Linked DNA regions of Homo sapiens: region 2 is linked to region 1. Evidence: read pairs that join two places in POLR2A ChIA-PET (ENCODE). Cell type or tissue: OCI-LY7. All regions are shown on one strand. Links, peaks and the distances in the headings refer to the core of each region. The heading gives the core; the rest is flanking DNA.

Region 1 (5,342 bases), core at 1-5,000:
ACTCCTGACCTCAGGTGATCCACTCGCCTCAGCCTCCCAAAGTGCTGGGATTTATAGGCATGAGCAACCACGCCCAGCCCAGACCACTATATTAATAACAGTGTATTAGTTAATTTTTATCAGATCCACTGTTTGTTACTTGGATGTGGGATTAGAATGGCAGGTGTTGGGGTGGATAGAGGTCTTCATTTTGTAGAGAATATGTATTTGTAAATTTGTAGGTAGTTTTTAACATATTGTTAGATTATCATACTTTGTTTTTATACAATGTATATGTCCTATTAATATAATTAGTAATTTCCTTTTTAAAAAACATATGGTTAGTAATTTTCTAAAGAGTTTACTTAATGCTGTAATGATTTGTGCAAAAGTATTTAATGCTGTAGGTACAGTGTTACTTTCCTTTGAATTTGGACCAGACTGTCCCACATTGTTCCAGAGATTTGAAAACATAAATCCCAAAATTGCATGTGAGATGAATATTGAGTTTGCCTGTTTGAGTGAAGAGATTCTAGCAATCTTAGGTCTGTGTTTTTCCTTGGAAATGTATTTTAAGTTGAATATATTGTAGTAGAAACCAAAATAAGTTGTGTTACAACATGGCATCCTTGCCCCTGGATGGAAAACCTAGATTGTTTAGATATTTTTCCAAAAGCTGAAAGAATGATATTCTCAATGAACATTGCTTTGAAAGTTCAAAAAACAGCATTCTGGCAGCTGCTGTAGGGACTGTTTTTCAAGCAGTTTACATTCAGCAGATAAAAAGCACTCTGTTGTGAAATATCTTCAGAATTTGGGTTTATCTTGACTAGAAACTCTTAAATTTGGTATGTGGGGTTTGCCAATCATGATTTTCCAGTTTTACTACCTAAATGGATTCTCAAAATATGCCTGTAAGCATACTGTTCGTTTTTCTCCTTGATCATGTTAGGGAAATGTAGTATTTCTCTCTTCTCATATACATTTTTAGGGGGGGAAATAAATGTTTTCAAATCTCTTTTCAGTTTATTGGTACTCTGCTATTTATGTAATAATATGTGTCACTTGGATTAAGTTTTATAATTTTTTTTCATTTTTAAAATGAGAATCATGTTTCTGTCAGACCTTTCTCTGTAATGTTTTGAAAGGGAATTAAGTGCAGATAAAAAATGAATTCTTTGCTTGAACCCGGGAGGCGGAGGTTGCAGTGAGCCGAGATCACGCCACTGCACTCCAGCCTGGGTGACAGGGAGACTCTGTTTCAAAAAAAAAAAGAATTCTTTGGAAAAATGCTGAAATTCTTCATTTATACATATAAATTTTGCAGTTATACATATTAAGACATGGAATTCTTTCATTACAAAAATTGTAATGGGAAAATTTAAAATGTATGCATTTGTGAGTAATGAATATAAAAGCAATTCTTTTTTTTTTTTTCCAAATTGTAAAATGTTGTGGGTTTTTTGTTACATCTGTTTTTTGAGATGGGGGTCTCTCTTTATTGCCCAGACTGGAGTGCAGTGGCACGATTCTAGCTCACTCCAGTGTTGAACACTTGGGCTCAAGTGATCTTCTCATCTCAGCCTCCAGAGTAACTAGGCCTACAGGTGTGTCCCACCACACCCAGCTAATTTTTTAATATTGATTGATTGATTGAGACAGAGTGTCACTCTGTTGGCCAGGCTGGAGTGCCTCTGGAGTAGCTAGGACTACAAGTGTGTCCCACCATACCCAGCTTATTGTTTGATTGCCCGGGCTAGAGTACAGTGCTGTGATCATGGCTCACTGCAGCCTCGACCTCCTAGACTCAGGTGATCCTCCCACCTCAGCCTCCTGGGTAGCTGGGACGATAGGCACGTGCCACCATGCCCAGCTAATTTTTTTGATTTTTTTTTTTCCTTCCCGAGACAGAGTCTTGGTCTGTCACCCAGGCTGGAGTGCAGTGGCACAGTCTTGGCTCACTGCAACCTCCACCTCCTGTGTTCAAACAGTTCTCCTGCCTCAACCTCCTGAGTAGCTGAGATTACAGGAGCGTGCCACCATGCCCAGCTAATTTTTGTATTTTTTTTTTTTTTTAGTAGAGACGGGGTTTCACCATGTTGGCCAGGCTGGTCTCAAACTCCTGACCTCAAGTGATCTGCCTGCCTTGGCCTCCCAAAGTGCTGGGATTACAGGCGTGAGCCACTGAGCCCGGCCTAGAAAGGGGACAATTTGAAGCTCGTAAAATATAACCCACATAAGTCAGGGAATTAATTCTACAAATATTTATTGAACACCTACTATATGCCAGCTAGTGTTCTACGTGCTGGGATATAGCAGTGAACCAAACTGATAAGTCTATTTCCTGGTAGAGTTCAAATTTCAATGGAAAGATGTACACAACAAATATATAGTACACCAGGTGGTAAGAAGAGTATGAGAATAAAATAGGATACTGAATGTGAGTAGAGGGTGGTGGGGGGATAGGTGTTTTTTTTAGGAAATGCTTCTTCTGTAAAATTACGTTTAGACAAAGATACGAAGGAAGTGAAAGAGCAAGATATGCAATTATCTGGGGAAAGGGTGTTCTGTCAAGCGGAATGGTAAGTGCAAAGGTCCCAAGGTAAAGAGTATTTTTGTTGTGTTTGAGAAACAGAAGGGAAACTTCTTTTTTTTTTATTTTTTTTATTTTTTTTTGAGACAGAGTCTTGCTCTGTTACCTAGGCTGGAGTGCAGTGGCGCAATCTCGGCTCACTGCAATCTCCACCAGAAGGGAAACTTTTGTACCTCCTTCTTGGAACTAAGTGAGGAGACTGGTAGGCGATGGAAGAGAGGTAGAGAGGACTTTAGGACAAATTAAATTGGATCTTTAGACCATTTAAAAAATTTTGGCTTCTGCTTTGAGGGAGATAGGAAGCCTACGAAAGGGTTTTGAGCAGAGGAGTGACATGATCTGAATCAGGCTTTGAAAGGATCACCCTGCAACTGAATTGAGAAGACTGGAAGAGATATGAGGGTTGAAGCAAGGAACCAGTTAGAAGCATGTTGCATTTTGCAAGCTATGCATCTGACAAAGGTCTAATGTCAGCATCTGTAAGGAACTTAAGCAAATCTATGAGAAAAAAAATGATTAAAAAGTGGGTAAAGGACATGAACAGACACTTCTCAAAAGAAGACATACATGCAGCCAACAATCATGAGGAAAAGCTCAACATCACTGATCATTCAAGAAATGCAAATCAAAACCACAGTGAGACCATCTCACATCATTCAGAATGGCTATTAAAAAGTCAAAAAAAAAAAAAAAAAGATGCTGGCAAGGTTGCAGAGAGAAAGGAGTGCTTATACACTATTGGTGGGAGTGTAAATTAGTTAAGCCATTGTGGAAGACTGTGGTCATCCCTCAAAGACCTAAAAACAGAAATAACATTTGACTCAGCAGTCCCGTTACTGGGTATATACCCAAAGGAATATAAATCATAAAGACAGATGCATGCGTATCTTCATTGCAGCACTATTCACAATAGCAAAGACATGGGATTAACCTAAATGCCCACCAATGGTAGACTGGATAAAGAAAATGTAGTACATATACATCATGAAATGCTATGGAGCCACAAAAAAAAAATGAGATCATGTACTTGGCAGGATCATGGATGGAGTGGAGGCCATTATCTTTGGCAAACTAGTGCAGGAACAGAAAATCAAATACTGTATGTTCTCACATATAAATGGGAGCTAAATGATGACAACACATGGACACATAGAGGGGAACAACACACACTGGGGCTTATTGGAGGGTGGAGGGTGGGAAGAGGGAGAGAATCAGGAAAAATAACTAATGGGTACTAGGCTTAATACCTGGGTGATGAAATAAACCCCCATGACACAAGTTTACCCACGTAACAAACCTGCACATGTACCCCTGAACTTAGAATAAAAGTTAAATATATTAAAAAATCAATAAATCAATGGACTTTGAGTTAAGCAGATCACCCTCCATAATGTTGGGGAGGAACTTCATCTACTCAACTGAAGGCATTAACAGAACAAAAGATTGACCTCTCCTCAGTAAGAGGCAAGTCTGCCAGCAGAATGAAAACATTGGGTCTTCCTGGGTCTTCAGCCTGCCACTGACCCACCCTGCAGATTTTGGGACTGGCCAGCTTCCATAATCATGTGAGCAATTCCTTTAAATAAACCTCTTTCTTTAAAAAAAAAAAAAGCTATTGCAATAATCCATTCACATATTTATCATCACTTGGATCTAATAGCTGTCAGAGTAATGACAACTGGTTAGATTCTGCATACATTTTGAAGGTAAAGCTGACAAACTTAGCTGACCAAATGGACATGAGGGGTTTGAGAGAAAAAGCAATTAAGGATGGGTAGAGATTTTTGGCCTAAATATTTCTCTTTGGAATTACCATATTTTGAAATGAAACCTGTAGGAAGAATAGATTTGGGGCAGTGGGCAAAGATGAATTGATTTTAAACATGTTAAGTGCCTATCTATTACACAATCCAGTCAGTATGTCAAGTAAGCATTTAGATATGTGAATCTGAAGTTCCAGAAAGAGGTCTCAGCTAGTCTCTATCTGAAGATAGAAATTTGTGAATCATCAATGTTAGATGAAATTTAAAGCCGTAAGACTGGATCTGGTCATTTGGGAACTGAGTGTAGATAGAAAAAGGAAGAGGTCCGGGTACCCTGCGTCACTCCAGTATTTAAAGGTCATGGAGGAAGGAAAGAACCTGCAAAGGAGACAGAGGGTAGTAGCCAGTGAGGAAGAACAATCAAGAGAGGAGTCCCAGAGCTGGGCACGGTGACTCATGCCTGTCATCCCAGCTACTCGGGAGTCTGAGGTCGGAGGATTGCTTGAGGCCAGGACTTGAAGACTAGCCTGGGCAACCTAGTGAGACCCTGTCTCTAAAACAGTGAAAAAAAATTGGACATGGTGGCACATGCCTGTATTTCTAGCTACTTGGAATAGCTACTTGGGGTCTGAGGCAGGAGAATCACTTGAGCCCAGGATTTTGAGGCTGCAGTGAGCTATGATTGTGCCACTGCACTCTGGCCAGGGTGACAGAGAGAGACCTTGACTCAAAAAAAAAAAAAAAAAAAAAAAGGTATCCCGTAAGTCAAGTGAGGTAGCGAGGGAGCTGTTTAGCTGTGCCAAATTCTGTTGATAGGTCAGGTAAGATGAGAGGACTGAGAATTGATCATTCTTCTTAGCAATGTGGAGGTTGTTGGTGACCTTGACTAGCAGTTTCTATGGAGGGGTGGCAGTGAAAGTATAATCAGTATGTTCAAGAGAAAAAGCAAGGATTGGAGGTCAGGGAGAATAGACAATATAGAGAATTCTAACAATTTTGTTGTGAAG
Region 2 (5,350 bases), core at 351-5,350, 81 kb after region 1:
CGGATCACCTGAGGTCAGGAGTTCAAGACTAGTCTGGCCAACATGGTGAGACCCCATCTCTACTAAAAATATAAAAATTAGCCGGCCATGGTGACACATGCCTGTAGTCCCAGCTACTCAGGAGGCTGAGGCAAGAGAATCGTATGAACTTGGAGGCGGAGGCTGCCGTGAGCTGAGATCACACCAGTGCACTCCAGCCTAGGAGATGGAGCTAGACTCCCCATTTCTTTTCTTTTCTTTTTTTTTTTCAGAGTCTCGCTCCTGTCGCCCAGGCTGGATTCCAAGTACAAGCGATTCTCCTGCCTCAGCCTCCAAGTAACTGGGATTACAGGTGTCCACCACCACGCCAGCCAATTTTTGTATTTTTAGTAGAGATGGGGTTTTGCCATGCTGGCCAGGCTGGTCTTGAACTCCTGACCTCAGGTGATCCGCTGGCCTTGGCCTCCCAAAGTGCTGTGATTACGGGCGTGAGCCACCGCGCCTGCCTAGACTCCCCATTTCTAAGTGTACAGTTAATTCACTAGTGTTAAGTACATTTACATTATTGTGCAACCAATCTCCGTAACTTTTTTCATCTTGCAAAACTGAAACTCTGTATCCATTAAATAAGAACTTCATATTCCCCTGTCCCTTCAGTCCCTGGCAATCACCCACTAAAGTGGAACCATACGGTGTTTGTTTTTTTGTGACTGGCTTACTTAACTTAGAGCATAAGTTCCTCAGGGTTTATTTTTTATTTATTTTTATTTCTTTTTTTTTTTTTTTTTGAGGTGGAGTTTTGCTCTTGGTGCCCAGGCTGCAGTGCAATGGAGAGATCTCAGCTCACTGCAACCTCTACCTCCTGGGTTCATGTGATTCTCCCGCCTTAGCCTCCCGAGTAGCTGGGATTACAGGCATGTGCCACCATGCCAAGCTAATTTTGTATTTTTAGTAGAGATAGGGTTTCTTCATGCTGGTCAGGCTGGTCTCAGACTCCTGACCTCAGGTGATTCGACCGCCTTAGCCTCCCAAAGTGCTGGGATTACAGGTGTGAGCCACTGCACCCAGACAGGGTTTATCCATTTTTTAGCATGTGTCAGAATTGCCTTCCCTTTTAAGGCTGAATAATATTCCTTTGTATGTTTTACCACATTTTGTTTATTGTTATTTGTTTATAAATGGTTACTTGGGTTGCTACCAACCTTGGCCATTTGTGAATAATACTGCTATGAGCAATGGTGAACAGATACCTCTTCCAGACCCTGCTTTCAGTTCTTTCTGGTATATACCCAGAAGTGGAATTCCTCGATTATATGGTAATTCCATTTTTAATTTTTTGATGGATTGTCCTACTGTTTTCCACAATGGTGTGCCATTTTACATTCCCATCAACAGTGTACAAATGTTCCAGTTTTTTCAACTTCAACATTTTTTAAAGGAAGACAACAAAATCCAAACACTTAATAGTTATCCAAAATGAAGTACAGAGTGGAATAAAAGATTGACCAAAAAAATGAATGAAACTTTAGTGACCTGTGGTACAATATCAAGAGGGCTAATATACATGGGATAGAGTCTCATAAAGAACAAATTGGGAATAGCAGTTGAAGAAATAATGTTTAATATTTCTTTCACACTTTCATTAAAACTATATCCCACAGATCGATGAAACTCTACGAATCCCACGTAGGATAAACACACTGACAGCATACATAGACATATTAAAGGACATTATTACCAAATTTCTGGAAAACGATTGTAAAGAGAAAATCTTAAAATTAACCAGCAGAAAGAAAATTAAAAACACATACATACAAACACATACAGAGGAACACAGTAACAACTATCAGCAGACATATTGTCAGAAATTTTACAAGCCAAAACACAATGGAATGATGTCTTTAAATGTGGAAAGGAAAAATAACATCTGTCAACTTAAAATTTTTTAACCAGCAAAAATATCTTTCAAAAATGGAGGCAAGATAAACATTATCAGAAAAAGAAAAGTTTAAAGAATTTGTTGCCAGTAGACCTACAGTAGCAGAAACACTAAAGGACGTTCTTCAGATAGAAAGAAAACATAGTAGGTAGAAACATGGATCTACCAAAGGAGTAAAGAGTGCCAGAAATTGTCAACCAATGGGAAAATATAAAACACATTTTTCTCGGCTGGGCGCAGTGGCTCACGCCTGTAATCCCAGCACTTTGGGAAGCTGAGACGGGCAGATCATGAGGTCAGGAGATCGAGATCATCCTGGCTAACATGGTGAAACCCCATCTCTACCAAAAATACAAAAAAGTAGCCAGGCATGGTGGCGGGCGCCTGTAGTCCCAGCTACTCAGGAGGCTGAGGTAGGAGAATGGCGTGAACCTGGGAGGCAGAGCTGGCAGTGAGCCGAGATCGTGCCACTGCACTGCAGCCTGGGTGATAGAGCGAGACTCTGTCTCAAAAAAAAAAAAAAACAACCACATTTTTCTCATATTCTTTTGAAGTGCGTGTGGAATTATACCAAGATACCATCCTATTCTGGGTAATCAAATGTCTTGATACGTTTTAAAAGATTAAACTCATGCAGAATATATTTTCAGACCACAACAGAATTAAATTAGAATTCAGTAACACAAGTTATGAAATTCTCTAAATATGTGGAAATTAAATAACACACTTCTAAATAATTCATAAGTAAAAGATGAATCCCCAAAAATGAAATCAGAAAATACTTTGAAATGAATAAAAATGAAAGACACATAGGGCCGGGCGTGGTGGCTCACGCCTGTAATCCCAGCACTTTGGGAGGCCAAGGCGAGTGGATCATGAGGTCAAGAGATCGAGACCATCCTGGCCAACATGGTGAAACCCTATCTCTGCTAAAAATACAAAAAAATTAGCTGGGCGTGGTGGCACATGCCTGTAGTCCCGGCTGCTTGGGAGGCTGAGGCAGGAGAATCACTTGACCTCGGGAGGTGGAGGTTGCAGTGAGACGAGATCGTGCTACTGCACTCCAGCCTGGCAACAAAGCGAGACTCCGTTTAAAAAAAAAAACACACACACACATAGAAATTTGTGGGATAATCTAAGAATATTTATAGCTGAGATTATTAAACACCAAAGATCTATCTAAGTCAGTTCTCACCTTTAGGAAGCTGAAAAAAGAAGAGCAAGTAAAACCTGCATTAGAAAGAAGATAGTGGGCTGGGCGCAGTTGCTCACGCCTGTAATCCCAGCACTTTGGGAGGCCGAGGCGGGCAGATGACCAGGTCAGGAGTTTGAGACCAGCCTGACCAACATGGTGAAACCCAGTCTCTACTAAAAAAATACAAAAATTAGCTGGGCGTGGTCACGCGCACCTGTAATCCCAGCTACTTAGGAGTCTGAGGCAGGAGAATTGCTTGAACTGGGAGGCAGAGGTTGCAGTGAGCTGAGATCGCACCATTGCACTCCAGCCTGGGTGACGGAGCAAGTCTCCGTCTCAAAAAAGAAGAAAGTGAAAGTTGGGTGGTGTGGCACCCCTGTGCCTGAAGTCTTAGCTACCTGCGTGACTGAGGCAGGGAAAAGACTACTTAAGCCAAGGAGGTTGAGGCTAGTCTGAGCACCTTGGCAAGACCCATCTCAATACAACAACAACAACAACAACAACAAAACGAAAAGAAAAATAAAAATTAACCCAGAATAGCCAAAGCTATTTCTAAGCTGAAAGGGAGAAATAACTTTACCTGACTTCAGTTATGCTACAGAGCTATGATAACCAAAACAGCATGGTACTAGCATAAAAATAGACACATAGACCAGTGGAACAGGAGAGAGAACCCAGAAACAAATCCACACACCTACAGTGAACTTATTTTTGACAAAGGTCCCAAGAGCATAAAGTCTCTTCAATAAATAGTGCTGGGAATACTGGATATTCATATGCAAAAGAAAAACTTGACCCCTGTCTCTCAGCACATACAAAAACTGAAATCAAAATGGATGAAAGGCTTAAATCTAAGATCTCAAAAGTATGAAACTACTATAAGAGAACATTGGGAAAACTCTCCCGGATATTGATCTGAACAAAAATTTATGAGCAATACCCCACAGGCACAGGCAGCCAAACAAATATGGATAAATGTGATCAAATCAAGTAAAAAAGCTTCTGCACAGCAAAGTATACAATCAATAAAGTGAAGAGACAACCCACAGAATGGGAGAAAATATTTGCAAACTACACATCTGACAAAGTGTTCATAACCAGAATATGTAAATTCAAACCACTCTATAGGTAAAAGTCTAATAATCTGTTTAAAAAATGGACAAAAGACTGAAGAGATATTTCTCAAAAGAAGATGCTACAAATGGCAACAGGCATAGGTATTCAACATCATTGATTATCAGAGGAATGCAAATCAAAACTACAATGAGATATCATCTCACCCCAGGTAAAATGGTTTATACCCAAAAGACAGGCAGTAACAAGGCTGAGTGTGGTGGTTCACTCCTGTAATCCTGTCACTTTGGGAGCCTGAGGCATGCGGATTGCCTGAGCTCAGGAGTTCGAGACCAGCCTTGAGCAACACATGAAACCCCGTCTCTACCAAAAATATAAAAATTAGCCAGTCTCATAACCCAGTCTCAAATCAATTAATAAATTAATATTTTTTAAGAAAAACAATACATGAGAAAAATCACCTAATTGTCTAAGTAGATTAAGGGAACATATTTGACAAAATTTGACATCCATTCATGGTTTTTAAAAAAAAGCTCTTAGAAAATAAGACTAGAATAGTATTTGCTCAACCCATTACAGGGTGTTTGCAGAAAAACCTACAGCTAACCTAACACTTAATGTTGAAAGACTGAAAGCTTCCTCCCTAAGATTGGGGAAAAGGTATAGATGTCCACTACTTCTATTCAGCATTATAGGGAAGTCTTAATGTCTTATTCAGAAATAATACAATTTGCAGAAAATTCCCAAGGAATTTGTTAAAAAGTTGCTGGAACTTAATAAATGAGTTTAACAGTACAATTTCTGTGTGTTTAAGCTCAACATATAGAAATAATTGTATTTCTACATACAGTGAACAATTAGAAACTGAAATGTAGCGCCGGGCGCGGTGGCTCACGCCTGTAATCCCAGCACTTTGAGAGGCCGAAGCGGGCGGATCACGAGGTCAGGATCACGATGAAACCCCGTCTCTACTAAAAATACAAAAAAAATTAGCCGGGCGCGGTGGCGGGCGCCTGAAGTCCCAGCTGCTGGGGAGGCTGAGGCAGGAGAATGGTGTGAACCCAGGAGGCGGAGCTTGCAGTGAGCCGAGATCGCGCCACTGCAGTCCAGCCTAGGCGACAGAGCGAGACTCCGTCTCAAAAAAAAAAAAAGAAAAAAAAAAA

What was found. ChIA-PET counts read pairs that join two places held together with the same protein. Peaks named below come from ENCODE experiments on the same cell type or tissue, not always from the same donor. Only the 100,000 strongest peaks of a DNase experiment are listed, where the experiment ranks them.
Region 2: POLR2A ChIA-PET joins it to region 1 with 7 read pairs; 5 of 35 experiments call an interaction of 5 or more read pairs at or near these places.

What each region holds. Positions count from the first base shown.
Region 1 is chr1:155,527,277-155,532,618 of GRCh38, reverse strand. The region is part of intron 1 of ASH1L (ASH1 like histone lysine methyltransferase); the gene reads left to right. Among named protein-coding and RNA genes, the nearest start is that of ASH1L-AS1, 32 kb to the left of the region's middle. RefSeq lists an enhancer at 1,940-2,441. In OCI-LY7, for the core only: no CTCF peak of the experiment used is centred there; DNase peaks (open chromatin) are centred at 2,528 and 3,168; H3K4me3 peaks cover 1,562 bases; H3K27ac peaks cover 2,775 bases.
Region 2 is chr1:155,446,615-155,451,964 of GRCh38, reverse strand. All of the region lies in intron 4 of ASH1L (ASH1 like histone lysine methyltransferase), which reads left to right. Among named protein-coding and RNA genes, the nearest start is that of MIR555, 100 kb to the right of the region's middle. In OCI-LY7, for the core only: no CTCF peak of the experiment used is centred there; no DNase peak of the experiment used is centred there.